Regions from separate parts of the Mus musculus genome. Here region 1 is linked to region 2. A link is a loop called in an ENCODE intact Hi-C map of the cell type or tissue named here. Cell type or tissue: left cerebral cortex. All regions are shown on one strand. Links, peaks and the distances in the headings refer to the core of each region. The heading gives the core; the rest is flanking DNA.

The links. A loop is a pair of places that touch in the nucleus more often than their neighbours do. Peaks named below come from ENCODE experiments on the same cell type or tissue, not always from the same donor. Only the 100,000 strongest peaks of a DNase experiment are listed, where the experiment ranks them.
Region 1: it touches region 2 in a loop (2.2-fold over the local background); 16 of 42 quality-filtered maps call a loop at or near these places.

Annotation. Positions count from the first base shown.
Region 1 is chr3:96,394,655-96,408,521 of GRCm38, reverse strand. It overlaps n-TQctg4 (a tRNA gene), which reads left to right and starts at 9,392; the gene lies at 9,392-9,463. Gm26654 (a long non-coding RNA gene) reads right to left here and starts at 8,650. Exons shown (of 3, transcript XR_867473.2): 1 at 8,590-8,650; 2 at 5,985-6,971; 3 at 5,570-5,672. It overlaps n-TNgtt10 (a tRNA gene), which reads right to left and starts at 6,304; the gene lies at 6,231-6,304. It also overlaps the pseudogene Pafah1b1-ps1. In left cerebral cortex, for the core only: CTCF peaks have their summits at 5,285 (motif pointing left) and 6,545; DNase peaks (open chromatin) are centred at 6,333, 8,417 and 9,414.
Region 2 is chr3:96,325,095-96,341,738 of GRCm38, reverse strand. It overlaps n-TVcac10 (a tRNA gene), which reads right to left and starts at 8,999; the gene lies at 8,927-8,999. n-TNgtt5 (a tRNA gene) reads left to right here and starts at 7,051; the gene lies at 7,051-7,124. It overlaps Gm24830 (a small nuclear RNA gene), which reads right to left and starts at 13,314; the gene lies at 13,149-13,314. n-TQctg5 (a tRNA gene) reads left to right here and starts at 512; the gene lies at 512-583. In left cerebral cortex, for the core only: no CTCF peak of the experiment used is centred there; DNase peaks (open chromatin) are centred at 7,649, 7,713 and 8,917.

The DNA.
Region 1 (13,867 bases), core at 4,866-12,865, 66 kb before region 2:
CAGTGCCTCTTCAGTAGCCATCATGCCTAATGGAGATCATATAGTGTCTGCCTCAAGGGATAAAACTATAAAAATGTGGGAAGTGCAAACTGGCTACTGTGTGAAGACATTCATAGGACACAGAGAATGGGTATCCGTGTGTGGGTTGTAAAAACAAAGGAACGCAAGGCTGAGCTCCAGGAACATGCACATGTGGTGGTCTTGCGCACGTTCGACTGGCCAGGAAGAACGATGCTGCAACAGGATCCTTCTGCACACGTTTATTGGGAGAGCTTGATTGTAGAGGCGAAAAGACCTCGAGCCCAGAACTGGTGCTGCTTTTATAGGCCTAGGAGGGGCGTGTCTCACACCCAGATTGGTTATGCACTAAGCCTTATTTGTATGTTCCTCATCTGATTGGCTACTCTCTCTCAGTACCTTACAGAACCTCATTATCATACCTCATTTGCATGTCTCACATCTGATTGGTTATACTCTCAGTACCTTACAGAACCTCATTATCATGCCCGGGCCAGGCAGTGTCTTTGCAAAAAACTTTACTGCATATGTACACATTGGTTGTTTGTCCAATCTTATGCGTGGTGGCCAGCAGTAGTCAGTGCCACTCTGCAACGGCACATGTGGCTTCCCACATGGTGGAATGCATTTCCTGGGCTCCAGAAAGTTCATATTCTTCCATCTCTGAACCAACAGGATCTGAGACTAAAAAGAGGTGGCAAGCCTGGACCCTTCTTTGTTCCAGAGACAAAACTATTAAGATGTGGGATGTCAGTACTGGCATGTGCCTTATGACTCTTGCGGGCCATGATAACTGGGTACGTGGAGTTCTGTTCCATTCTCGGAGGAAGTTTGGGTTGTGCTCTGTATGGGATTACAATAACAAGCGATGCATGAAGATCTTCAGTGCGCATGAACCCTTTGTTACCTCCTTGGATTTCCATAAGACGGCACCCTATGTGGTTACTGGCAGTGTAGATCAAACAGTAAAGGTATGGGAGTGCCATTGACTGAGTCACATTTGGTTCTTTCTCCCTTTTTTCCTCTGGATGCACTCTGATGATATCATAGTTACCCCATTTGAGCTCTGTTTAAATAAGTATCGTCCTTTCATGTGAAAAAAAAAAAAAAAAAGGAAGGAAGGAAAAAAGAAAATATCTCCTCCATAAGATTGGGCGGTAGGCATGCCGGTAGGGCATTTTCTTAACTAGCACTTGATGGTGGAGAGCTCCACTTGATGGTGGGGCCACACCTGGGCTGCTGGTCCTGGGTTCTGTAAGAAAGCAAGCAGAGCAAGTCCAGGCGAACAAGCCAGTAAGCAGCAGCCCTTCGTGGCCTCTGTGTCAGGTCCTGCCTTCAGGTCTCTTGCCCTGCTTGAGTTCCTATCCTGATTTCTATCAGTGATAGACTACTACTATGGGGACATGTAAGGCCAGTAAACCCTTTCTAAGAACGCTGTCTAAGATAGCCTTGCTGGACAAGCCGGGCCTGAGCTGTCCAGGAAAACCCAAATGACCTCCACCGTGGGCATCGGGTTCAGAGGAGGATAAAGCCTTGCCCTGGTCTTAGAAGAAAGGACAAAGAAAAGGAGCGACTGCAGCCCAAGTAATGGATCTTATGTGTGGGATTAGTCTTCAATGATGGGGCAAATCCATAAAACGGAAGGAGGTTTAGCAGGAAAGTTGGGGAAACACCAAATTAGGAGTTAATGGAAAATATTAAGAATAATATTAACACTGGGCATGGTGGTGCACGCCTTTAATCCCAGCACTCAGGAGGCAGAGGCAGGGGGATTTCTGAGTTCAAAGCCAGCTTGGTCTACAAAGTGAGTTCCAGGACAGCCAGGGCTATACAGAGAAACCCTGTCTCGAAAAAGAAAGAAAGAAAGAAAGAAAGAAAGAAAGAAAGAAAGAAAGAAAGAAAGAAAGAAAGAAAGAAAATTAACTATTGAGCCCAGAAATGGTATAGAAATGGTATTCCATTTTTTTCTGTTTTCCTTTTCTTTTTTAGCAAGTCTTCCCTTTCTTCCCTTCCCCAAGTCTCTTTGTCCCAACTCCTCACTACCTTAAGGTGAAGCATAGATTCCCCGAGGTGAGAACAGCAGAAAGGAGAGCTGGCTCAGCCCAAGACACCGCTCCTAGAGGTCCCACGGCTGTCTCCACCCGTGTTGTGACCCTTCTGTATGGGAGTGGAGGGAGGAGATCCCCTGACCGGGAATCGAACCGCTGGCGCGACGGTGAAAGCGCGGAAACCTAGCCACTAGACCACCAGGGATTCATTCCAACCCATTCATTGGGCACTTAAAGTAAACTCCTAAGAGTATAAAGCATATTAGTTTTCTTAGACGACCAGACCAGGCATTGAACTCACGCCTCCTATTCAAGACCACCACGGTCTCTTCCATTTTCTGTCCCGGTAATGTTTTGCCTCAGAAAGCAACAGACAGGAAAGCGCATCTGGAATCCATTCCACGCCAGCCTTCCCACCATGCGCGCCTGGATGGCACATCTCTTCCTCCTAGCCTCCGGTGGGGAAACTGTCGGTTTGACCCAGCATAGGGTGAGCGGAGTCCTCCTAACCTGGGGAGGCGCTCCTTTCCTTCCTTCCCACCTCCATCACTACAAAAGACACTCATCCTACGAGCTTCAGGTACAGACTGGGATAGTTTTTCTCACTATGTTGGTTTCTCTGATCTCTTGGTTTTTGGACATCTCTCTGCCTGAAGCGATTTGGGCAGAGTAGAAGTTTTGGGTCTCTGGATCTAGCGCTGAGGAATGTGCTCCTGGATGTTGCTCTCCATCCCACTCACAGAGGGAAGCCAAGTAGCTCCCAACGAGAAAACGTTGCTGGAGGTGGAGGCCACTTACTTTTTTTTTAAGATTTATTTATTATATATATGTAAGTAAGTACACTGTAGCTGTCTTCGGACGCTCCAGAAGAGGGCATCAGATTTCGTTACTGATGGTTGTGAGCCACCATGTGGTTGCTGGGATTTGAACTCAACTCGGGACCTTCGGAAGAGCGGTCGGCGCTCTTAACCCCACTTACTTATTCTTTTTTTTTTTTTTTTTTTTTTTTTGGTTTTTCGAGACAGGGTTTCTCTGTGTAGCCCTGGCTGTCCTGGAACACACTTTGTAGACCAGGCTGGCCTCGAACTCAGAAATCCGCCTGCCTCTGCCTCCCCAGTGCTGGGATTAAAGGCATGCGCCACCACGCCCGGCTCACTTACTTATTCTTAAAGGCGACTTACCACCGTGCTCCTTAACCTTCAGGTCCCCGTTCCAGTCTCCTCTCTTCCAGCCTCTTCCATCTTCCTTTCTTTGTCTCTTTCAGAAAATTGTTATGCTCTGTTTTTGAGACCTGTCTCACTATGTAGTCCTGTCTGGAACCAGGCTAGCCTCCAACTCACCGAACTCCGCCTCCCTCCACTCCCCACACCCCCTATAGTGAAAGGAGTACATCTTCAATTGTTTTTTTGTTTTTGTTTTTTAACAATTTTGTGATTCAAGGCGTGGGCAGAAATTTGTTTTTGAGCAACTGTAACTGGTGGGATTGCGGACAAGTTCCAGCCTAAAGCGCTTGGTTATGGTGGGATTGCGGACAAGTTCCAGCCTAAAGCGCTTGGTTTATACGGAAAAACCCTGGTGGATTCTTCGGGAAAGTCTTGTGTCGTATCCAGTGCAAAGCTGGCTGCCTGGGAACGCACCAGGTGCCATTGTGTGTCGAGGTTCTTCTATAGCAGCAAAGTGCTCCTCAGTGGAAGAGTGCGCCAGAGGCCGGATAATCTCCTCGTCTAGGAGACTATGGCCCAGATGGTCCCTGAACAGGCATTGGAGAAACCCGCCCAGAAGGAACCTGCCTTGCTCCTCCTCGAACAACAGCGAGTAGTTTTGCCGCGAACGAAGGGGCCACACCCAAGCGCAGCCCCTTCCCTGCTGCTTTTCCCGCTTCCACCGCCGCAGGATCCGAGGAACCCGGACGTCCGAACCCAGAGTCACTGAGGCCACCTATGATCGCGGACCTCTGGCGGCCGCGGCCATCTGGGCTCCGCCACCCTGGGGGACACGGTGGGAACTGCGTACACCGGCGTCCTGGAGCTTTTCCAAGGATGGGCGCTTCCAGCCCTGAGACCCTTGGCCCAGATCCTGTCCAGGTCGGCGGCCAGTCCTAAATAGCTGTAGTCTTGGGCCCACAGGGATTCCCACCATGCTGGCTTGTTTTTCTTCCCCCCACCCCACTGGCTATGAATAATATCAATCATGCCTTGATGTTTTGCCCAGTGTTAATCCCACAAAGGATCTCTGAGAGGAGAAAAATCACCGACTCAAATGGCCAAATTGGAGCAAGCTTTTTTAAAATTCATGTACACTGGCTGTGTCTCCCTCCCTGTAAGACAGGATTCCAGCCCTGGACATGGGGAAGATACGTTTCTTGGAGGTTAGGGGTAGGGAGTTTCCAAATGTGGGGGCTGGCAGGCAAATAAGCGGGGCTCACAGAATCAAGACATAAGCATAAAGTCTGTTCTAACCTCCTTAAACAGTGCTCTTTGATCTGAGTGATCAGGCCATCACAGAACACAATTAGCTATCGGAGGGCTCGGAGGTGCCTTAAGTGTCCATTCGAAATACTCACCATAGGTCTGTGTGCCTGTGCACTGTGAGTCCCCCCCACCCCCATCCCCGAGTTTAAACATCTGAGACAGCTAAGAGAAAGTTTGTTTCAAAACAAGTAAAGAAGAAAGGAACACGGCTACAGCTGGGAATACAGGAGCGAACTGGGCACCACCCCCCCACCCCACCCCCACCCCGGGAAGATTCATTTGCAGAATGGGCTTGGTTAGAACATGATATAAACGCCATTGTGTGACAGTGGTACACCCATCTCACCACTATCAAAATAAACATCTGCAGGAGGCAACAAGGAGATGCTTGCTTCAAGGGAGGGCATGTGGAGGAGGGGGGAAGGAACCTCGACGTCTTAAGAAATTCTGAGTAGTAAGGCAGTGGTGGAGCGTGTCTTTAATCCTAGCACTTAGGAAACTGAGGTAGGTGGATCTCTGTGAGTTTGAGGCCTGGTCTACAGAGGGAGTTCCAGGACAGAAGGAGAAGCAGGAAGAAAAGGAAGAAGAGGAAGGAGAAGGAGGAGGAGAAGAAATATATTCAGAGTAAGTGTTGGTCAAAGGGATCAGCAGTTCAGAACACTTCCTGCTCTTACGAATGTTCCTTACTAACAACCACTCCAGGCAGTTCACAGTTGTCTGTAACTCCAGTTCAGGGAGAGTTGACACCCTCTTCTGGCCTCTGTCAGCACTGCACATACACAAAAATAAAATCCTAGCCAGGTGTGGTGTCCCATGCCTTTAGTCCCAGCCTTCTGGACAGGAGGCAGGATCTCCAGTGACAGTTAGAGATTAGACTGTCTCCATAGTGAGTTCCAAGATAGCCAGAGCTATATCAAACAAAGCAGAACACCTTATAAATTACACACACACACACACACACACACACACACACACATAGAGGCACACAAATACACACACACACATGAAAAGAAATGCAGAATTAGGCATGGCTGGGTATGGTGGTACATGCCTTTAATTTTAGCACTCAAGAGACAGCAGCTCTTGATCTCTGCGAATCCCAGTCCAGCCGAGGCTACACAGTGAGCAACTGTCTCTAAAAACAACAAACAATAAACAAGTTACAAACAAACAAAAACCCAAATCACAAACAAACAAACCACAAAGTTCTCCACTCTTGCTATCCTACTGGGTCCAAAGATCAACCCCAGTAGATTAATGTGTGTGGGATGGGACCAGTGCAAAGCAGTGGCAGCAGATAAGGTGGACTTCCCTTTGAGTCTAGACTCCTCAACTTTCATCTTACAAGTGTCTAAGCCAAAGAAAAGCACCATAATGTGTATCTGGAGATTCGGGGGGAACAACTCATTCAGACTAGGTCTCTACTGCCAGGTGTGATGTTTCTCACCTCAAATTCCTGACCAGCCTGGGTTATTTTAGGCCTTGTCTGAAAAACTAAACAGTAAGGCTTCACTTGTGTAAGTGAATCTGAAGAAAGGATACTACTGTAGGCTTGCTTGGACTTCAGGTAGATGAGGGAAGTTATTCCCTGTTCACCTTGACCTTGAGGGAAGGGTAAAGTGTATTGGAATGGTTTTAGTATCATTGAAGTGTTTTAGAATAGCAAGGAATAGCAAGGGGAGATTAAAATGCTCGTCCCTGGGTGGGCTCGAACCACCAACCTTTCGGTTAACAGCCGAACGCGCTAACCGATTGCGCCACAGAGACGATGTAGAAATCTGTAGGTTGGCTGGATGGTGAACGAGGGCTCACCGGGAGCAGCGTTCAGTCCTGGAGGTTGGTCACGGCGCTTACTGAGGGCAGCCGTTGGAAGTTGAACTGGCGTCACCAGACCGCAGGTCCTGCGCCGGGTTCCCGGGCTCGCGTGACCGTAATGAACCGCGCGCGTGCTGCTGGCGCCTTCCGATGCTGAGATCCCGCTGTCACTTGGGGATCGGTGGCCACCAGGGGCACCACTCTGGCGAGGGCGCGGCCTGGACGCCCAGAAGGACTACGATAAGGAACCTATTACGCTTTAGGGTACGGTCCTTCGCAGACCCTAAGCAGGTACCGACGAGGGACTGGTCACCCCAGGTGTGTGCTGGAGCCACTGAGCGGTCCCGGTTTGGACCTGGGAGATGAGTGTAGGAAAGGCGTTCATTGGAAAGGGAAGACAATGGGGAAAAGGGAGAGGAGGACAAGGTGGGAGCCACCCTTTTGGGAGCTGAGACTAGCGGAGACCCGCGAGTGTGCAGGTTTTTGGTCTTTCGAAGCAGTTTACACGGTTATTGCCGATGGCCATTTTCGACAGGTCTGGCTCTGAAGAGGATTCGAGGAGTCTGCAGCTTACTCAGCAGTTTTTTTCTCTAAGGGAGCAAAACTTAATTCTCTGGGGCTGGCGAAAAAAGAAGAAATCACACACAGAGTTGTTTGATGAAGAAAGAATCCAACAACGTTATATTTTTTTTTAAGACTCTTTATACCACCTAAGGAAAAAAATTCTCTACGAAAGAGAGCCACAAGTTATATATTCCCCAAAACCAACTACCACATGTTCTTCAAAAGATTAAAATTATTACACAAAAGAAAATTACAACATGACTATTGATTAAATGTTATTTTTTTGAAACCCACACTTAACATCCCATCTTTCTTTCCACAAATCATCCTAACCCAAACCAATAATTCTTTTGTCATTGATCAACAAAGTTCAAGCAAGCCAAGTCCATAGTAGCTAGGTTTTCCATGTGCTAGCTAGTTTGTATTTACCAAGAAATAAATCATTTATTATATGTCTCACTCGTTCAAACCTTATTTAGCTAAACTGGCTAATCATCTAGTATCGATTATTGTATTTATTCTTATACCTATAATAGGGTCATTTACTTTTCCTTCATACCCTACCTTTTCATGACACCTGTGAACACATCCTTAGACAAGATCAGGGAACTCAGAGTGAATGATTTCCTAGAGTGAATGTTTTCCTTGATCACTAACCTGTCTCATGCCCATTTTTCTTTCCCAAGTTCAATTCCGTGCTTGCAATGCATGAACGTTTGCTGTGTTCTTTTTCTCACCTATGCAGCCCTCTCTATTCTACAAGGGAGGGGGCACATTCTACTCTTAATTCTAACTTTATTATATCTCCCTGGCAAAACCCCTAAACCATCTCCTTAATCTTCCTGATCAACTACCCTAACTTCCTAAAACAATTTAAATCAATTCGGGCATTTTGTAAAATCATTCGTTCATCTAAACACTGCTATTTCATGAAAGTTGCTCTTTGTAGCAATCTGTAGGAAAGTTGCCCAAAGGAGTGGACTGTCTCTCATGAAGCAGTCACAGCAGACTACAGGCAGTGAGGGTCTCTCCACAGCCATTCACACAACACTAGCTACAGGAGGAGTGGAGCAATGACAAACATGAAAAGACAGCAGCACCAAGAAGCAATCCAGAGATGAACCCCACCCCCACCCCTCACCCCCTCACCCCCTCTGAGAGGTGGACCATCTCCGGGAAGCTCACTTGCCCACTGCAGTTCCGCCTGCATGACATCTGCCAGTGAATGTTTGTAGTGTTATTGAAAAAAATTTTTTCAAGATATGAGTGAATACTCTACTATTTAAATTTATTCTATTTTGAGCTGATCGTGTAGCTCTGCCTGACATGGAACTCACAGACATCTGCGTGTCTTCCTCCTGAGTGCTGAGATGAGAGACTCCAAATCAATTTTTTTAAAGTGGTTATTGCTAGGTGACTATTTAAAATAAGTCAAAAAATAAGATGCCTTTCTAGCCTGACATATGGTGTGTTTTAACACATACAAGTATAGTCTTCTGAAGAACCAGCCTGCCTCCATCTTGGGCTTAAAGTCATCTTATAGTTAAAAGCAAGGCTAGGCTTATTCCTGTTTATGATTAAATCTCTGCTTCTCAAGGACTGGGCGATGCCTCACCAGTAACTGTAACCACTCATGGTTCTGGACTGCCTGTTCCAGGAAACAGCAACTGTACCTTCGTTTCAAAAAGGAATAACCATGCTGCAACCGTGCCTTTGTTTCACAAGTTTGTTTTGATCACCTGTTGTTATGGCTACCTTGTTGAGTTCCACTTCTGTAACTTTTTTTTTCCTGCCAAATTCTCCATTTGGAACCCCACTACCCTTGAACTATAAAAACCCTGCCTTCCTCATGTTCAGTGAGGAAGCACACCTCTTGAAGTACACCTTAGGAGGAAGCCCATGTATAGGAATAAAAAAAGTTTGCTTTAATTAATTGCTTGCTTTAATTAGTTTGGCCATTTGGGTCGCTGGTCTTTCTCTTCACATTTTCAGGATTAACATTGGCTTGAATGTCTTATGTAAACCTTTAAATTCATTGCTTGCATTTAATTTTGTTTTTTAAAACATACATTTGTTGTAAGAAACACAAAACCCACCGAAGGTATACAAATGTATATATATGAAGAAAAATATGAAGGTTCCCTCATATCCCAACTCCCTCTCCAATGTTGACCCGCTTTTATATATTACAGGAAGTGGTGGTGGGCCATTGTTGCTGCTCTTTGTATTCCTGGGTGGTGAGGGAAAGGCGAAGGGCAAGACAAGACCACTAAAACCATTTACTGGAGAAATTTAACATGAGGACAGGAAGGAGTGGTATCTGAGGCAGATGATGGAGGCAAAACAACTCTTTCTTGACTCTGAGTTGTGTGGACTTCAAGGTGAAGATAAAATGTAATAAGCCAGTAAGAAAATTTGGGTGGTAAAAACTTCCATAAACGGATGAGGAAATGTTAAGCCGAGTAAAGGGACATGGGTTCCATGGTGTAATGGTTAGCACTCTGGACTCTGAATCCAGCGATCCGAGTTCAAATCTCGGTGGGACCTTTGGTGTCAGGCTAGTTTTCTTTCATTTAAATGTGAAGAAACCATTCCAGGTCCTAAGCTAGTAGAGAATTATTAGAGAATTACTTCACACTCAGTGTGATGTGTACCCTTTGGAACTGCACCTTTTTTTTTTTTTTTTCTTTTTAAAAGCAGGGAGCAGAGACCAGAGAGGGAGATGTCCACACAGCACACTAGAGCGACACGGCCTGCTGCTCCTCATCATAGGCCACCTATCGGACACCCCCTCCAATCCCCCCCCCTGTTAACAGAATCCCTTGGTTCTGGCACAGCTGATCATTCGCCGGTTAGTGCCTGGGTACTGGGTCTAAGTACCTGGGTAGTGGGTCTCCAGCTGTGCTCGCTGGAGCAGATGCCGCAGATGCCTTTCTGCAGTTGGTCTGATGTTGTCCTGGATCTTGGTTTGCTGATTGTTTTCAGGTAATGCTGGGAGAGCTGTGGCCAAGCATCCTCTGGAACGCCCATACAGAAGCCTGCCTGCGGCTTGGAAGCCTCGCGGCTAGAGCACGTCTTCATCCTGCCGCAATGGCTTTGGTTTAGGTCAGAGGTCTCTGAGGAGTAGACTCCTTGATGCTTCCCTGGCATGTCCTAGAAGAGGGAACCCACAAGCTCCAAGTTCCCTCTGCAGGCCATTCTCAGAGCCTTGTGTGGAGAATGAGAGAACCAAGGAAAAGCAAGTTATTGGAGATAAGAAATATACCAAACACCAAGCTGACCACATCCATGGATAATGGAATTTCTTAGGGGACACATCGAAATGTTCAAAGGACTGCAGTTTTCATAATAAACAATGGAAATGTTGTGCCCAGGGATCATGTTAGTGATCCCCAAAAAACAGACAGGAGCCAATCTGATACAATTCACAGCAGGGTTGTTTTTTTTTTAAGATTTATTTATTTATTTTATGTATATGGGTACACTGTAGCTGAACAAATGGTTGTGAGCCTTCATGTAGTTGTTAGGAATTGAATTTTTAGGACCTCTGCTTGCTCCAGTCAACTTGGCTCTCTCAGGCCCAAACATTTATTTATTATTATACATAAGTACACTGTAGCTGTCTTCAGATGCACCAGAAGAGGGTGTCAATACCATGTGGTTGCTGGGATTTGAACTCAGGACCTGATGCTCTGAGCCATCTCGCCAGCCCAACACAGCAGGGTCTTTATTCTATTCAAGCTAGCTACCCCTCCCCACTGCACACAGGATTTTTTGTGTGTGTGTGGGGGTGTCTATCGGGGCAAGGCTTTATAGTAATCAGCAAGCAGGGAGTACATGTGCAAGCATCTAATTGGAAAGCTACTGTGGCCTTTAACACAATGGGCTGGTGCAGGGAGTCATCTCATAAACTTCTGCTTCCCTCTGCATTGGTGGTTGTTTAGGGGTGGGCTTGTAACATGGGGTGCAGGGTTGTTGGGGGAATAACCTGGAGACACTGGTCTTGTTGAGGGTATCATCTGGAAAGGCTGGTCTTGTAGGGGATTACCCTAGAGACTGGAGCTCGACTCAGTTTTTGTTGGGCGGCAATTTGGAAACGAATGCTAGGTACCAGCCTGTTAGTTTACCTGAACTCAAACTTAGGTCAGGTTCTCTAAAATGGAGTCTGAACTTAAAAGATTTGGCATTTCAGACAAACTTGAGAGAAGAAAATATATAGTGTATACAAACTCACATTCCTTTGTAGAGATCCACCTTGGCAAACACTTGTATCACTGTTTTAGATTCTGGGGTTTGCATCTTAGGTGTGATGGGTTTGGGACACACTGGCCCCAAACACAGCACCTTGGTACATTAATCATGTTACACAGAAGCTGGAAAGACACTCACTCCTCCCTGACCTTCCTCCCCAGAAGCAGGTGCCAAGACCCTCAAGGGAGAGGTGCTGTTGGGTAGCAGTTCCTAGGAGAGTAAAACCTTCCATAGTGGAGGTACTCTAAGAGGCAGATTTAAAGAGGAAGTAAACAACAGCTGTTCTAAGGGGAAGTGCAGACACAGGATGCTTTTTAAAAGGGAGATGAAGTGAAACACTGTATCCTGCAAGGAAGCTCAAGGAGTAAACAACTCAGTAGCTTCAGGAAGTCCCTGAAACTGGCCAGATTCTCTAGGGCCCTCCCTCCACAAGCACGCATGCTCGCGAGAGCGCGCGTGTGCGCACACACACACACACACACACACACACACACACACACAGAGTGAAGACTGCAGAGAGATGCTCTCTCACACACACAGAGTGGAGACTGCAGAGAGATGCTCTCTCACACACACAGAGTGGAGACTGCAGAGAGATGCTCTCTCTCACACACACAGTGGAGACTGCAGAGAGATGCTCTCACACACACACAGTGGAGACTGCAGAGAGATGCTCTCTCTCACACACACAGTGGAGACTGCAGAGAGATGCTGTCTCACACACACACAGTGGAGACTGCAGAGAGATGCTCTCTCTCACACACACAGTGGAGACTGCAGAGAGATGCTCTCTCACACACACACAGTGGAGACTGCAGAGAGATGCTCTTGGACCACCTGAGCTGCCTGGGAAGCACGCTTGTCAACCTGTAGTGCACTCCAGGCTTCTAGCGTTTGTGAACTGCTGTCTATACTATGAACGGCTTTGGTGATTGATGCAGCTGTCTTTGAGTTGTTTCTGCTTTTGTAAGTAACCCCAGGAAAATTTACTGGCTGGCCTATGGCCTTGGTGGTTTCCCTGATTTGGTTTGTTCTCTGTTCCCTACCTGAGATGATTTTCTATGTGGGGTGAGTAGAAATTCACAGCAGGGGTCCTCAGCAAGATCTGGAAGGGAAGAGCATCCTTCCCTCTGGAGACAGGGATACAGAAAGGGGAGCAGCAGCCCTGGCTGAGTTTCTCTGAGTGTGAGAAGTGCACCGCACCACAGACCTCTGGCCCTGTCATATTTCTTCTCCACAGAGCCCATGTCTGAAGCCTCTGGTTCAGCTGTTTCCTCACTGACTTGGGAGTTCTGTGATAATAATGAACTTGCATTAAGCCAGCACATGAGCTTTACCATTGTCACTGTCATTTGATACAAGGGCCTTAGCCAAGACCCATGGGTAGGTAGTGGAAGGACATTTTCCCTCTCCTCCACATGGAAATGTCTTCCACCATGAAGCTGTTAACTGGGCAGCTTTGAAGCCAGGATTGCAACCAGTGTTTCCCTTGTAAAGAGGAGATGAAGGAGTGAAGGCTGTAGCCGGTTCCCTGAAGATCCCCGAAGAGCACACCTGCTGGGGATTCCAGTTCTGGGATGCCCCAGCCCAGGAATGGCTGCTGCACAGAGAAGACAAGTGTCCTCTTCTGTCACAGGGTCTGCAGCATGGATAAGTACTGAGGATGTAATGTTAAAGGATGTAACGTAAATACAATCAGTTTTAGAATGCCTTGTCTCTGAGGTGTTGTGCCTGGAATAGGAAAGTTCCCACTCAGTGAGCCCAGGCAGTGTGCCAAGTGCCAGCCACCGCTAAAGCAGTGTGTGTGTTGTTCCGGAATCGCCACTCAAAACCATACGAACACCTATCTCAGCTAAGCAAGAATCGTTTATTGAACACACACCTCAATACTGGACTTCCAGGATTGCAAAAAGGACCCAGAAGCTTATTTGCAATACTAGTCTGCCCCCAGGGTGGGCTTTTTTTTTTCTTTTTTCTTTTTTCTTTTTTTTTTTTTAATAGGAGAAAGCAGATTCAAAGTTTAAAGGGCAAGGAGAGGAGCAGCTGGCTTACTAGACAGAGTATTATCAGCCAACCTTTGAGCTGATTGGCCCTGAGTAAGGTAAGGCTGGTGGTGAACAGAGGAATTTCAAAACATTGAGATAGCAGAGCACGTGTATTATAATCATAACTGTTTTGTTGTTGTTGTTGTTTTGTTTTTCAAGACAGGGTTTCTCTGTGTAGCCCTGGCTGTCCTGGAACTCACTCTGTAGACCAGGCTGGCCTCAAACTCAGAAATCCGTCTGCCTCTGCCTCCTGAGTGCTGAGGTTGAAGGCGTGCGCCACCATGCCCAGCCTTTTTTTTTTTTTTTTTTTTTTTTAATGTATGTGGAATTTCTTAAGATTAGCAAACCTCATACAGAACATTCAGAACATACAGAACAAAACAGGGGTTGTGATCAGTGTGTCCTTGAGCCAAGTAATTTCTCTATCCCAGTAACTGGCAGGCATGTTACAGCAACAATATGAACTAGCGGACAAGCCTGGAACAAAATGGCTACAACTATTCTAGGAGCGGGGCGTGTGTCAAACCTTAACACGGGTCTTTGTCATGTCAGCATGCTTTGTTAAATGTGACAGGAACAGAAGAGATGGACCCAAAGACACACCTCCACAGGCAGTGATGGAGCAAAGGCTAAGAGAATTGAGTGCCAAGTCCAG
Region 2 (16,644 bases), core at 4,495-12,494:
TACATATATGTATACATATACATACATATATGTATATATATGTGTGTGAGTGTGTGTGTGTTTGTATATACACACATACACACACACACATACAAACAGGAAGGTCCCTCCAGTCCTTCCTATTGTAGAGTTATATTTGTATGTTAGCGGTGGGTTGTGTGAACCATCATGGGTTCCAGTTGTCCAAGGAAGAGGATGGGATGTCCCAGATCACACCCTTTCATCAATGAGACTCCATAGAGGAGGAATAGAATATCAGGCCAAAGAAATAATTTTTTATTTTTGAGGGGGAAATGTCTTCTCAGGACAGAGAAGTGTAGTAAATGAAGGAAGACCATGTCGCTCTTGATGGGGGCTCTTGTCTAGTTTTACGACCATAGAGGATTTGCCTTCAGTTTCTCATGTCCTGAGTTACAGATCATATAAAAACGCACAAAACTAATAACTAAGAAAAATGGATGATAAAGTTTCTTATACAACTAAGGACTAATGTAGAGCAATTTTATGTGTAGGTTCCATGGTGTAATGGTTAGCACTCTGGACTCTGAATCCAGCGATCCGAGTTCAAATCTCGGTGGGACCTCTCTATTTACTCGAAGTAGAAGAGCGCTTTTCTTTCACTTTGTTCCTGACCTTATAAAAGGTTTAAGTTCGCGTTCCTTTCCCAGGCTTCCTTTGTCTTCAGGTGAGCTGGAGCTGCGTGGCCCCCAGGTCAGTCTCTGATTTAGCTGATGTTAGCTGGACACGGAGACCTTACCTTGGTGTCTGCTCTGGTACAAGCTACAATGGAGCTTTTAGTGCCTCGACAATATTGAACTTTGGTTCACCGTTTTGCATTCAGGTCGTGTCGGAATTTCCACAACAGTGGACTCAGCTCCACGCATGGGATTCAAGCGTGGTCTGGCTTTTGTGGCTTGAAGACTGGGAGGGCGATTTTGCTTGGCAGCGCGTTGGCAGAAAGGGAAACTCCGAGTTCTGCTGGTGGATCTGTAGGAGCTTGTATGGAAAACGGGAAACTGGATAAGGACAGCTAACGATTGCATGAGCAGGATGAAATTTGAAAAGAATTAGAACCGAAGGAATGCAGGCAGCTTGGCTCCAGAAAACAGACTCAAAAGCATCGGGACAGAAGTTAAAAATTGTAAAAATCTATGTAAAGAAATGGAAATCGTTTTTAAAACTCCGATTAAAAAAAAAAAAAAAAACAAACAGACAAGCTTTTCTTTCTTTCTTTCTTTCTTTTTTTTTTTCTTTTTACCCCCTCTTGCTCCGGTTCTTTGTTTCTCATTATGGATCGATGTGAGCCACCAAATGGCTACTGGATTTGAACCTGGATTTAAAGCAATCTGTGCTCTGAGCCGCCAAGCCATTTCATCAACCCCAAGGACAAGTTTAAAACTGTCCCAAATCCCCTCCGTGATCCACCTGCCTTCCCAGTAGTATTTATTCCAACAACTGCTCCCCCAACATTTTATTACAAACATTTGTTTCTAGATCTGTGTTCTCAACAAGCGCTCTTCTCTCGTGTCCCACATACACTCCATACCCTGTGCTTTCACCCACGGGCTACCAAAACAAAACAAAAACAAACAAACAAACAAACAAAATAAAAAAAAAAACCCACAACTTTTAAAAACAAATACATTTGGCAAACACATAAAGAACACCTGTATTCCCACAGCCTAGAATTTCCTAGGGCTACCTTGACGTCTTTTCTGTGCAATTTCTTTTTAAGCTGCTGTGAGAGTTGATTTTAGTCGTCACTTTGGCTGGGATTATTAGATATCCAGAAGTACATCAGGGTGTCTATCCTATCCGTGGGACCTTTTCCAGAAAAGATTGTATCTTAGTGTGGTCCCGAACAAAAATATAAGTATCCAGAAATCACATTTATGAAACGAATCTGACATACTAGAAAAACAGTCACCCTTACTGTTTTTGCTTATATGATTTATTTTTATAGACACAGACATTTTCTAATATCTCAAATTTCACAAGGGTTCCTTTGGCTGTTTCTACTTTTTAAATATGAAAGTATGTTGTCCTAGCAGAATGGACAACCATCCTTGGTGCTGATGGACTTTGTCACTCTGGTCACCTCTTCAACCACCACCATCAGACTTCCATGATCAACGTGTTTTGTTTTGTATTCTGCAAAGACAGTCTTCAGATTTGGCAGAAATACCTAATTCACACTGTCCTTGAACTGTTTACTAGATCGCTTTTAGAGAACAGAAGACAGCTTTGATGTAGTGCTCCAGGAAGAGGTGACTTCTTTCGTGGTGACTCACCTGGGGCTGGGCGAGAGCAGCCCTGGAGGAAGGCTGAGTTAGGGGTGGAGGGTAGACGATCGGTTTTTGGTAAGGCCCTCCGGCTCTCCTTTTAGAGATGGAAGCAGGCAGATGACTTTCTAGATTGCAAGTGTCTTGACGCCCATTTGGAACTGAGCTCCTACTTTCTCGGATACTCTGTTCGAACCCTGGAATTCGTGTATTCTCAGACCAGTTTTTGCGAAGTCAGGTCACCACAGCCTCCTGGCGCTGCTATTCTGGCTCCATTGCTCTCGGTTACAAATCCCCTGTCATGCGCAGACTGGAGCTTTAGATTCAAACTCCCCCTCATCAGCTTTTGCTTGTAGATTGTTTAACCTTAAGGAGCATTGTAAGCTGTGGCTGAAGGCGATCCCTGAGACACCGAAAGGGTAGAGAGCCACAAAGCATGGTACTCACTGTGTGACAGCTGCGGTTATCTGCAGGTTGTACCCTCTCCTGGAACATTCTCTAAGGCTGCCTGCCAACAGTTTGTCTTTATGTGTTAGAAACACATGTCTCAACTAATCTAGTAGTAAGCACATTTCCCCCTGACATGCTGGGATTAAAGGCAAATGACAGTACGGCCCCGATGCTTTCCCTCTTAAACTCCAACAAAATTGTCCTCAAGTTATCCTCTGGAAATATTTAAAAAAAAATTTTTTTTTAACCTAAAACCAAGAAACAGCAATAGGCCATTGTGTTCCCTAGTGACAGTTGGGGTGCATTCTCTTGCAAGTTTTTATACTCTAATTTTTTAAAAATAGCCTCTTTGGCAATATTTTCCAGCGTAATATTTTTATTAATTATTTAGGAATTTCACATCATGCATCCTGATCACGATCACTTCCCAGTGCTCCCAAGTCCACTCCCCTTCCCTTGTGACATCGCCCCCACAAAGAAAGAGAAGAAAGGGGAAGAAAAGAAAAAAAAGGAAAAACCAAACCAAGTCCATTTTGTGTTGTCCATATACTCACTGGGGCACAGACAGACTCCCAGTGGCCAGCTGCCCAAGGGAAGATGAACACTTCTCCAACTGCACCCCGCCAGAAGCCATCAAAGTGGAAAGCCACACTTCAACATCCTTGTTACAGTTTTTAAGAGTTCTCTGATGGCTTCCTTTCTAGGCTCTTATCTTTTTCAGTGGTGGGGTGGGGGTGGGGTTTGTGGTGAAGGTAGGGGTTGTCACTGAAGCCTTCTGCAGTCCTCTTTTTGAACTGCGAGTCTGCAGACATCGATACTACTTCCAAAGTAGCTTTCTTGCCCTTTACAGTCAGCGGGTGCACAAATCCTGGTTTCGGGCAACAGCATGGACTATGAACACCCGCTTGGTTTCCGATGGCAGTATTGCCTGCGGATATCAACATGGCTGTCAAGCAAGGGTCAAGGGCCAGCATGGTCTCTGGAAGAAGTATGGACCACAGAGGTCTTTCTTTCGAGGAAGTCCAATCTAGTAAATGGACCATTCTTCATCTTGAACATCCTGTCGCTGTTCAGAACCAGGGCAGTCGTGCGGTTGGGCAGCTTGCTCCAAGTTCTGAGGCCGAGTGTGCACACGCTCCAGGCTGCACACCACCTCAACAGCCCTACAGCTGATGACTGTTCCTCCATCACCTCAGCAACCTTCTCTCCCGCCCATCACAGCCGTCGCATCTCTAGTTCTACCCCCAGACACTGCTCCACTCCTCCATCTTTTTCCAGCTCTCCATTACATATTCTTTTGTCACAGTGGCAACGGAAGCTGCAGGGTGTCACACACCATACCTGTTTATTTTAATAGCTTCTCATGCAGTGAGTCATGGTCTGGTTCGAGGCCTATGCCTTCTGCCACACAATCAGTACTGGACCCTCATTAAGACTCCTCTTGGTTATCCTGCTGTTGTCCAAAGTCATGGAGATCCCGTGGCTCTGGTTCTGCAGGACCAGCTTCATCATGTGCTCCAGCAGCTCACAGATGGAGCAGATGTTGGGGTGGACTCACTCAATGCCCTGGACGTGGGCTGAGTGGTAGCTGAGTTAGTCAGCCCAAGCCTCCATTGGGTCAACGAGGGGCCTTCTTTGGCAATTTTTAAATATACGGCCCTGCCTACTCATCTATAAAGGAGTACTTTCTAGGGACTTTAAAGACATCGTATGCTCTTAATGCTTAGGCATCAAGGCAAATCCTGAAAGACTGGAAATGGCAATGGGAACCCCGATGGTACCTGCTTACATTTGAGGCAAACTCCCAGTCTGCCTGGGAGAAATTTCACATCATGCACCCCAGTCACTATCACCCTTACTTCCCAGTCTTCCTGTGTCCACCCCCCTTCCCTTGTGACACCCCCCCCCATCCCCAAATCTGCTTGTGAATTTATCATTCACACACGTCTATTTTAGCTTAGGGATAGCTAGAATTCATAGGCTTGTGATATATTTCAAAGAGAACTGGGAAGAGGGAAGGTAGCGGTTCTTCCCCTCCCTGTTCATCAGAACACTAATCTGGGCATGCCTGTGAGGAGACTGAGAGCAGGAGCTGGAGAGAAGGCTCAGGGCATGTGGTGGTTTGAATAAGCTTGGCTCTTAGGGAGTGGCACTGTTAGGAGGTGTGGCCTTCCTTGTTAGAGGACTATGTTACTGTGGGGGCAGGCTTTGAGGTCTTCTGTGCTCAAGCTACTCCCAGTGTGACACAATCTCCTGCTGTATTTAGTCAAGATGTAGAACTCTCAGCCACTTCTCCAGCACCATGTCTGGCTGCATGCTGCCATGCTCCCCACTATGATGATAATGGACTGAACCTCTGAAACTGTAAGCCAGCCCCAATTACATGTTGCCCTTTATAAGAATTGCTGTGATCATGGTGTCTCTTCACAGCAATAAAACCCAACCTAAGATACTAGGCATGCACAAAAGCAAGAAACATGGCCCATAGTGAGGAGAATAAATAAATCCTGGGCCAGAACTAATAAGTTAGAATGAGTTGAGAAAAACCTGAAGCTGTAATTTAATTGTTTTACAGGTCCAAAGACATAGAGCATATAGATATTGGAATGGCCAGAATTAACCTTCAGAGCCTAAAATAACATCCAAGATAATAAATTTACCAGATGGAATTAACAGAGTGAGGAAATTAATTAATTAAGTGAGGAAAGGTTAGGATTGCAAAGCTACAGGAAGCCATTACAAAGTAAAATAATAAAAAATGTTTGCCCAGGCATGAGGGCATACGCCTTTGACCCCAGTGCTTGCAGGCTGGTGGGTCTCTGAGTTCGAGGCCAGCCTGGTGTACAAAGAGAGTTTCAACACAGCTAGGGTCACAAAGAAGGGCCACAGAGAAACCCTGCCTCAGAAAACCAGAAGAAAAAAGATCGATGAAAGAAAGCGTCAGTAAGCGGTAGAGCGACTGTAAGAAGCCCAACCAGCAATTGAGGATCCTGAATGGACTGAAGGAAAAGAAAAAAAAATTTTTTTTTAAGGAACAGTGACTGAAAAATTTCCAGTTGTAATGAGATTAGCCCACCAACCTAAGGAAAAACCACACCTACGCACAGAGAATTAAACTTCAACAGTAATTGGAGGAATAAGTAATGGCGCATACACAAAATACAGAGATCCGTGGTGTACCTTTAAAGGACCCAGGGGGTGGGGGTGGGGATGCGGGTAGGGAGGGGAAGGAGGAGTGTCAAGAGTCAAGGAGGAAGAGCCAGCTCTCTGTCCCTGCACACTACAATAACCTGTGAAAGCAGCTGCCAGCCCGAGGGAATCCTTATGGACACTAAGATCTAGGAGCATTGTAAATACCAATGTAGATAAGACGGCAAGCACAGCGTCACTGTTCCTGTTATTTCCATCTTCTTAAAAAAAAAAAAATCAGACTTTAAACAAAAGTAGTAAAGATGAATTATTCCGCATCTTTAAGGGGAAAAAAATGTGTAATGCAAGGACATGAAGGACAGCACTTGAAGATAGACTATGATAAGTTAAAACTGACTAAACCAGAAGTTAACGACTCAATAAGACCAGGGAAAGAATTACAGCTAATAAGCCAACAAGAGACAAGATTTTTCAACCTAAACACTAGCGTTGAAAACTTGCTCTCCAGGACTCTACAGAAGCCATTGCACAAGCGACCACAGATGTGTGCACAGAAATGGATGTTATTGTTTGTAATAATGAAACACGTGATCAAAAGTCAGAAGTATTTGGGAAAGGGACAGATATTAGTTGTTAAAGAAAAAAAAAAGGAAGGAAACCTTACCAAATAATAGTTTTGGTCCCATCGGCCATATCCTTACAACTTTGAGAGTCTGAATTTCGTTTTGCCTTATTATGTAGAATTTGGTTAATTTAAAAAAAAAAAAAAAAGGGAGACAAGATCTGGGAGTGGAATAAAACAAGCAAACACACGTCCCCGGGTGGGCTCAAACCACCAACCTTCCAGTTAACAGCCAAACGCGCTGACCGATTGCACCACAGAGACACATAGGAGAAGAGCCTCCCCATCTTTGTAAGAAACAAGGCTGGACTTAAAAGAATGACCCATTGCATTCGGACTAGAATGTGACTTTCCTTCTGGTCCCAGCAGCCAGAGCCCGCAGAGAGGAGACCCCCACAGTCGGTGAGTGCCTCAGTTTGGTGCACTGGGTCATGGGCCAGTCTACAGAGGTCATCCTCTGAATAGACACTTGGGACTAAACTCATTCGCAGTGTGGTGTCTCCCCTGCCAGGTAAATAGGAACGTTGGGAGGTTTGCACCTTATGTGTCTCCGTGGCGCAATCGGTCAGCGCGTTCGGCTGTTAACCGAAAGGTTGGTGGTTCGAGCCCACCCGGGGACGTGTGTTTCATGAGGGGTGTTTGCTTGTTTCATTCTGCTCCCTGGTCTTGTCTCCTTTTTTTTAAAAAAATTAACCAAATTCTACATAATAAGGCAAAACAAAATTCAGACTCTCAAAGTTGTAAGGATATGGCCGATGGGACCAAAACTATTATTTGGTAAGGTTTCCTTCCTTTTTTTTTTTTTTTTTTTTTAACATCTTCGCTTGGCTCCTGGTTTGTCCCCTTGCATCCGCTGCGCTTCTCTCACCAGGATCGCCGCGGCCGGAGGTAAAGCTTGCTCTCCGACCGGGTGAGTGAATTAGAAGGAAATCGGAAACCAAAAGACGCACGAGTTAGTTCCAGTGGGCCCAAAAGTGGGCACAAAATTGGGCAGTAAACAGTAGATGGCTTTGCTGTTCAGCTAAGCAGCCTCGTTTTTCTCTGCCGTCTTCCTGTTTTTCTTCCCCTCCGAACACATGTTTCTTTTCTGACTGACCTTTTCTTTCCTCCCTTACTTCCGCGACTCTCTCTTAACTCTCTCGCCTTTTCCTAGCTCTCGCTACCCTACCGGCCGCAGCCAAGTAGGGCTGGAGTACGAGGGAGGTCCCATGCCACGGGTGCTGGTCAGGAGAAACATTGGATTTTCTGTGTGCGTCTCCATAAAGCAGAAAATAGCAACATTAACCGCACCAGCTCTCTTGTTCCGGCTTTTGAATAGAGAGCAGTGAGAAGGGCGAGCGCTTGAGGACTGCGGACGCTTTGCTCCCCTTGCGTGTCAAAAGGAAGGGGTTGAGGGTGACAGAAAAGAAGAAAGGAATATCATTAAATGGAATCAGCCTTGAAGTGCGAAGTCTAAGAGAAAGTGAAAGAGACCATGGGAGAAAGCTAATGTGCCCAGCATAGCTGCCTTTTTTAGGTTGACTTCAAACTCAGACTCAGCTTTCCCAAGTGCTGGACTTAAAAGAATGACCAATTGCATTCAGACTAGAATGTGACTTTCCTTCTGGTCCCAGCAGCCAGAGCCCGCAGAGAGGAGACCCCCACAGTCGGTGAGTGCCTCAGTTTGGTGCACTGGGTCATGGGCCAGTCTACAGAGGTCATCCTTTGAATAGACACACTTGGGACTAAACTCATTCGCACAATGTGGTATCTCCCCTGCCAGGTAAATAGGAACGTTGTTGTGGATGCAGTAAAAGCCTCGTCTATCTTCACATCGGCTGAAGATTACGACCTTCCCTCCTACTCAAACGCCATTCTAATTCTCAGTTGCTCTGTGTAAGAGACTGAAGCGACTTTCATATGACGACACACTGCTCGAGACATTCACACGACGCTGTAACGTCTAGTCAAGCAGACCATCTTTTAGTTGACACTCGGCACCCAAAGCTCTGCGCCGTTTCATCTGCACACTCCGGCTGCTGACTATGCACTAACAGGGCACCCTTCTTTCTAAGCTCACTCTTAGTCCTCTCACCAGTACTAAAATCCACTAGAGAAGCGAACTTTCCCTAGTGCCAAAGCAGAGGATTTTAATCAGCTCAGGCTATCGTGCTTACGCTTTAAACAGTTGGAGTGGCTTCTTTTATACCAGCTGTGGTTCCTATTTCCAACAAAGCAGACCTCCCAGAGTGGGAGGGACCTCTCTCTAGGATTTTCTCCGTCTAAGGACACTGTGCTGGACTCTAATCGTGAGGGTGGATCCCTCATGACCCCTTCTAAGTTTCCAAAAGCTCCAAAGACTTTGGGGATCAGGCCTTTCACTCTTGTACTTGGAGCACCAAATATCTAGTATCTTCCCTCCACTGGATAAGAAAAGACTGCTTGTTTCCGCCCGGTTTCGAACCGGGGACCTTTCGCGTGTGAGGCGAACGTGATAACCACTACACTACGGAAACCACCTGGGAGGCTTTCTCTGAGAGATTGCATGAGACTCGTGTACCTGCTATCACTACCAAGTTCTATTATGAATTCTAAAGGTATTTTAAATTTTAAACAGCACGCCAGTGATCCCTCAGACAAGCAGACAGCCGCGTCTGAGTGGCCCTGTCTTAGAAGTTTGCGCCCATGAGGACGCACAGGTCCCTGGGTCAGAATCCTGCTCCTAACCAGGGTTCAAGTTCATGAACTGCGCATAGGTGTTGTCCTCCGAGGGGCCCCGAGTGCTCTTGGAAGCTAAGGACCCCGGGCATTTGGGTATGTCCCAGATTCTGGGCACGTAAATCCTGCTTCTGGGAAGCGGAGGGCCGCAGCGTGGCTTTTTTTTTTCCCTTTTCCTTTCTTTCTCTTTCTTTCCTGGTGCCAGCAACCGTCACTATTCTTATCCCTTGAACGATATGTGTATTCTACTCAGAAGTGTAGGGCTCTTCCTCTGCCCCTGCGCTCTACGTTTCCTGTGTTGCTGCTTCCTCCCCAGACTTCGAGTGGCTTGCCCTCACAGGCCCTGATTTAGCCTTCAGTGTCTCCGACCCAGGACCCAGAGGGGCCCCTCGGGTCCCGGCTGTTGTGCAACTCAAAGTCCAGTACTTAATCACCTTACAAGTTAAGATCTTTGTTTTTTGTTTGTTTGCTTGTTTTTGTTTTTAACCAAATATCAACCCAAGCCAAGCCCGTGGATTGCATTCGTTTGCGGCCTACCTCCCCCCCCCCCCCCCCCCAATGGACAGGTCAAGTATAAATCACTGGAGACTCTGGGCATCGCTAACTCAGAATTGGGAACTTCTTTGGTCTTGAGGTACTTTTTCGAACCACACAGCTTTAGTTTATTCTTTACATTTTTTAAAAAAAATTTTACTTATTTATTTTAGTACACTGTAGCTGTCTTCAGACACACCAGAAAGAGGGCAACAGATCTTATTACAGATGGTTGTGAGCCAGCATGTGGTTGCTGGGAATTGAACTCAGGACCTCAGGAGCAGTCAGTGCTCTTAACCATCTCTCCAGCTCCCCCTATTCTTTACACTTTTGGAAGCATCTTGTTGTTGTGGTTGTGGTTGTTGCTGCTGTTGTGATTTCCCTGTTCAACTAGTTATGAAGTGCGATTCTTGACCCAGTACAATTCATCTTACAGCAAATTGCCGGAAGGGTGGAGATAAGCTGAGTCTGAACGATCTCAATCAGTCTGTTCATTTTCTCCTGTTAGGAGCGGGTGTGGCGGCAGTCCCAAAGGCGCCAGGGACTGTAGCTAAGTCGTATGACTTGCACCTGACTTCCTCATATAAGCCACAAACATCTTGAGAGCTGTGCAGGTGCACCAGGATACCGGTGAATCCAGTTTGATGGAGATATGCCCCTGCTGCCCTGATTAGCTGAAGCTGCGTGCCTGGTGAGGCGGCGTGGCCTGCTGTGCGTGGATGAGAGAGAGTATAAAAGGAGTGAGAGGCCCAGGGTTCGGGGGAGATATAAACAAGAAGAATCAGGACTGAATAAACTACTGTTAGAAGGACTGGTGGTCATGTCGTTCTTGCTGGTCGAGAGCGGACGCGACATTCTCCAATCCTGTTTTCCTTGGGAGAGACCCCACCTGTCATCCTCCGTAGCCAGAGACTTCCTGGTAGCTTTAAATGGTGAAATGTTGACTTTTCTCTCCCATCTTTCACAGTCTATCTTCCCACACCCATCTAGACCATCAGTCGCATCTAGATCTTTTGGGGAGTACAAGAAAGACAAGACAAAGGGGGCAGATGTCCATTCTGGTACAGAAGCAGGAAGGGCAATGGGCGCCCAAAGACCACAGAGTCAGGTGCGCCTACTTGCCTCGGCCACCCTGCAGATTCCATAGAGACTTGGCAAGAGGCCCTGCAGGCTGGAATGGCGGCAGTCTGCAGTTCTGCCTCAGACAGGAGCCGCTCAAATGGTACCCCATCCAACCTCTGCCTGGTTCTAGACAACAGACCCACAAGATCAAAGGAAACAGGTAACAATAGGACAATTCAGCGACCTCCAGGGTAAATCTAGAGTCTGGTGTTAAACAGATCTCCAGTGCCTCTTCCAGCCTTTGCTCAAAATTAAAGAGTTCACGAAAGGGGGCATTGTGTAGACAAAAGTTGATAGACAATTGAAAGAAAAGGATTGGAGGAAAACAGAGGTGTCTTCTTGGATTTTTCACAGGACCGCAAGAAAAATGAGTGGCCAGGACTGGAAGAGTGCAGGTGCATCGTGCATAAGGCTTGGAGATCAGTCAGGCTCTCGGAGTCAAACCTTGCTGCACCTATCCAGGTTGTCTAAGATCCTTCATCCTTCAGACTCCTTTAAGGGTTTCTGAGGTCTCCAAGGTCTCCCCTCCTCCTCACCCAGGTCTCTCCCTGCATTGTTAGTGTCTCTTCTGTGTTGTGACCTTAGAGGTCAGTTGTGAGATGTGTCCCTGACAAAGTAACAACCTCTGCCACTTGTGGACACTCTAGACATAGTAATGTTCTTTGTTAAGGGCGTGTGTCTGGTTGGTGTGCCTGTGAGATCGATTCTGAGCTTTGGTGCACTTAGCCATTATCCTGGATATCATTATTTGGGTTTATTATTTAGTCTTAGTTTTCAGGTAATGAATAACACATACCAATTTCAAATGCTCTTTTTTGTTTTTTCGAGACAGGGTTTCTCTGTATATCCCTGGCTGTCCTGGAACTCACTTTGAGGACCAGGCTGGCCTCGGACTCAGAAATCCACCTGCCTCTGCCTCCCGAGTGCTGGGATTAAAGGCGTGCGCCACCACACCCGGAGACAAATGCTCTTAAGTGAGATGTTTACATAGTGTTGAGTATCTTTGCTTGAAAAGGATCGCCTTATTTACCTATAAATGACTACACATGTCTGCCACATAAAACATTCCACATGTATTTATATGTATTTGTTGAAAAAACGAAAACTAATTTAATGGATTTTACTCGCTAAGCCCTTTCCTAGAGATAGAAATAAATGCCAATCTTAAAGCTGGATGTGGTGGTGTTCTTCTGAATCAGGATATCAGGAGATCAATCCATCCTTGGGCTACAAGGCCAGTGGGGGGATATGGGAGGGGTCAGGGATACAGTTCTGGACCTAAATCTTGATTCTGCACTAACAAACTACACAGTAGCTGGCAATTTACTTAAGCTGTTTATATTCTGTTATCATTAGTAAAATGTCAGCTACAGAATTAAATTACTCGAAGTTGTGATATGAAAATTTGCTTTAAGTTTGATGGAAATATAGCACTCAATAAATGTGTGTGTCCACCTCCATTCCCACCAGTCTCTGAGAGATCATCTTCCTCTTTGCCGCACATAATACTTACTAAAAATGGAAGAAGTTGCCAAGAGTACATGTGATATACAGCTCACCCTGTTAACTTAGAGAAAACACAGAGCGAGTTGTGGGATCAGAGGAAACTCTGAATGAGTGAAGTCCTGACGTTCGGCCTTCCCTCCTCAGGGAATCGAGTGCACATGTTATAGTGGGTGCAGAAAATGCCCATCATAGCGTTCTTCCCCCTCACCTCCAGATAGTCACAGCCTAAAGTTAGCAAACCCTCTGTGAGTTTGAGGACAGAAGGTCTACAGAGTTTCGGGATAGCCAAGGCTACACAGAGAAACCCTGTTTCCAAAAAACAAAAAACAAGTGTGCGACCGCCATCTTGCCTGTTATAAGAAAAACATGGGAGAAACTCCTTCCTCAGACTGAGTCGCAGACTCCGTCATTCCCCTTTTCTAGTCCCTCCTCTAAGATCTGATATAGCCTGGTCGGCAGGTGAGGCATTTTGTTAACAAAAGCTTGCTTGAAAAGAAGGATGCATGCAGGTAAGGTGGCTCGGCGGTTAAGAACACTGACGGCAAGCTCCTGAGTTCAAATCTCAGCAAGTTCTTAATGAGATCTGACTCAGCTACAGTATACTTATGTATATCAAGAGCTGAGAGGAGGAAGTATCTAGGATTGCGTGTTTCTTTTAAGTTGAAATAAGTATAAACAAAATTACTCAAGTTGCAAGCCAAGCCCCAGAGTTCTCAAAACACAAGGGACATAGTATATGTATGCAAAAGGAGAATTAAGTACCTTACTTTTAGACTACCAAATACCAGGGGAGCGCGCGAACGCAGCTCCCCCACTACCACAAATTATGCAGTCGAGTTTCCCGCATTTGGGGAAATCGCAGGGGTCAGCACACCCCAAAGTGCAATGGGTGAGCCTCGCCCTGGGAAAACCACCTTCGTGATCATGGTATCTCCCCTGCCAGGTAAGTATGCTCTCCTAGCGCCCGGCCCCGGCTCACACCCGCCGCCCCTGCACTCTTAACACACGGTCACTTAGCCCCGCCCTATCTCGGGTCTCCCTCGTCGCACATGCCGTCTCGGCGCTCCGCTGATATCTGGCGACCCGCGTTCTCTCCTACGCCGCGCGAGAAATCTCTCGCGTTTCCCCGGCCGCTGCGGACGCCGCAGCCCCTGCGCGACCCTCATCTGCATACACCCCGCCCCGTCAGCCACCCAGGAGTGACATCACGCCCCTTCCTTTCGCCGCCCGATCCCGGGGCCTGTTGGACTTTCTCACTTGCGCAGTGCTGGAGCGGTGAAGGACCAGGGACAAGTCACCTTGCACCGTCTCTTACCCCTAACTGGCCGCTCGTGGCCCACCCCCAGGTGCCAACATCCTTGTGGCCGACTCTTTTGGGTATGGACGAACGGACGCCCGTCTTCTCCAAGTCGGAGCACAGGAGTCGGGCAGCACAGGAGCCAGCCCTACCGCAGGGGTCTCCCTGCGCCGCTCCAACCTGCCTGCCTGCCGCGGGTCTCCGCCGCTGTACTTTAAAAGGCTCTTGATGTATTTACCTGTTATTTTCTGGGTTTTCTTCTACAGAAACATCACGATACTGACACTGGGTAGGGACATTGGTATGTGGGGTTACCCAAGTCTGGGTTCCTGGACCTGGGCACCCAATAAGCCCTCTCTGGAGCGCCTCCCTCTCCCCCTCCCCCTCCCCCTCCCCCAGGGTCTCTCAACATCCCCCCCCCCCCCGCCCCCCATGCTGGAGTTCATTATATAGACCAGTCTGGCCTTGAACTCTGGCCTTGATTCTCCTGCCTCTGCTTCTCCAGTGGTGCAATTAAAGGTGTGCGCCTCCACACCAGGCTTTTGTTTATTTGTTTGTTTTGTTTTTGAAGTCAAGGTTTCTCTAGGTAGCCCTGGCTGTCCTGGAACTGCCTCTGTAGACCAGGCTGCTCTCTCTAACTCAAAAGATTCTCTTCCCTCTGCCCGCCTAGTTCTGGGATTAAAGGCATGGGAGACCACGTCCGTGCCCAAGGAGCTTTTGATTAACTAGTTGATCCAATTAAGTCCTTTCGTTTGCACAGTTAACTACTAAACAAATGCTGGTGGGATGGCAAAGCGGTTATAGAACATCTGCTCAGAGAACCAGCAAAGACATGCTCCTGACAAATGGATCTGATGCCCTCTTCTGGCATGCATGGGTACCTGCCGACAGAGCACTCTTGCTTTTTTTATTTTATTTTATTTTATTTTATTTTATTTTATTTTATTTTATTTTATTTTATAAACCATCTAAATAGAATTAGCATTCAGTTAACCAGTAAAGGGCAACTTCACTTAGACAATTTTACTATTGCTTGATGAGATAACCTGTGGAGTGTCTTAATACTTGAGCTGTTTTGTTATTTAGGGGAAAAGAGCGAGAGATCTATTACGTTCTTTCAGAATAAGCTGGGGCCAAACAGGTGGCACAGTTGTTAAGAGTGCTTGCTGCTCTTGCAGAGGACCAGAGTTTAGTTCAGTGCCCAGCACTTACACCCACAGCTCCAGAGGACCCAGCACCAGTCCTCCGTGGGAACTTGCAGGCATGTGCACCTAACAGACACTCACAAATAAATAGTAAAAATAAATATGAAAAAGAATTATGAACCAGAGCAGAAATTCTAGTACACTAAAAACTGGTGAAATGAAGAGTTATGGATAGAGCTGAGTGTGGTGGTGCAGGTCTTCCCAGCACTCGGGAGGCAGAGGCATACAGATCTTTGAGTTTGAGGTCAGCCTGGCCCACTACTGCAATCAGCACAGCTTTGGGATCAAAGAAATGACAGACAGGCATACAGAAGAGCTGGGATCAGATGGGCAGGGTGCTGGTGGAGACATGCCAGAAGCCTGGAAACTTAGCCCGTTTATTGTACACGGTTGAAGGGGGACTGGCCCACATTAGGTTCTGAAGAGAAGCTAAGCATCGAGGTGCACACTCTAATCTCAGCCTTCTGAAGTGAAGGCAGTAAGTCTATGAGTTTGAGGTTGCTTGGATTCCAGAGTGAGATGGTGGGTAGGGTATGCCTTAGGGTTTCCATTGCCATGATGAGACATCCTGACCACAGAGACTCTGATAAAAGAAAGCACTTAATTAAGGCTGGCTCACAATTTCAGAGGTTTAGTCCATTATCATCATGGCAGGAAGCATGCTGGTGTGCAGGCAGACATGGTGCTGGAGAAGGAGCTGAGAGCTCTACGTCTTGATCCACAGGCAGCAGAAGGAGACTGTGTGTCACACTGGGCAGAGCTTGACCAAAGATCTCAAAGCCTACCTCCACAGTGACACACTTCCTCCAACAAGGCCACACCTACTCCAATGAGACCTCTCCCTATGGGCCAAGCATTCAAACACGTGAAACTATGGGGGCCATACCCATTCAAACCACCACAGGCTACTTGTTAAGTACAAAGCTCTGGGTTTTATTCTCAGCATAGCAAGAAAGAGAAACTACTTTCTATTTTAGACATTAGACTGCTGCCTAGGTGGCTGTGTCCATGGTCCAGGCGGCTACTGATTCTGTGATCATCAGAAAGTGGTTTGATTACTCATGGTAGTTCAAACCTTAAGTGTCTCTCAAAGGCTCCATGTTAAAAAGTCTTAGTCTCAGGCAGGCATGGTGATATGAGTTCCAGGACAGACAGAGGTACATAGAGAAGCCCTACCTCCAAAATCAGTCTTGGTCTTAGTCTCTAGCTTTGGTTTATGGGAGAGGTAAATGGAGATGAGGCCACTGGAGATCCACCCCTTGATGGGAACACTGGATCTCAACCTCATTCTTTTTCTCTCTTTTTTGCTTCCACATCATGGAATAAAGTCTTGTTCTGACACACCTCCCCTCTAAGCAGTGCCTCTGCCCCGCTATGAAAAACCTGGAAGCAATAGGTCTGCCAGGTCATGAAAAAACTTTTAAAAGTAAGCTATCTTCACTCAGAAACTAATTTATATTCCTCCAACAAAACCCCTTAAAATTAATAAGTACTTTGAGAGAACTAATTGTACTAGTAACTAAACCTTTGCTCAAATTGTAATTAATTAACAAATTAACGAATTGTAATTAAATAACAAATGCTTGTTAATTCTTTGCTCCTTCCATAGCTGCCAGAAGCTCTCATTTTATTCTCTGGGGAATGCCTGAGGCAGACCTTATATTCACTCACTGCCATATAGTGACAGAGTCTCTCTTCCCTCCTTCCTGCAGCCCACTTTAAACTATTGTAAAGTTATTCAAACACTTGGGAACTTCACTGTACTAGTGTAGTAGCTAT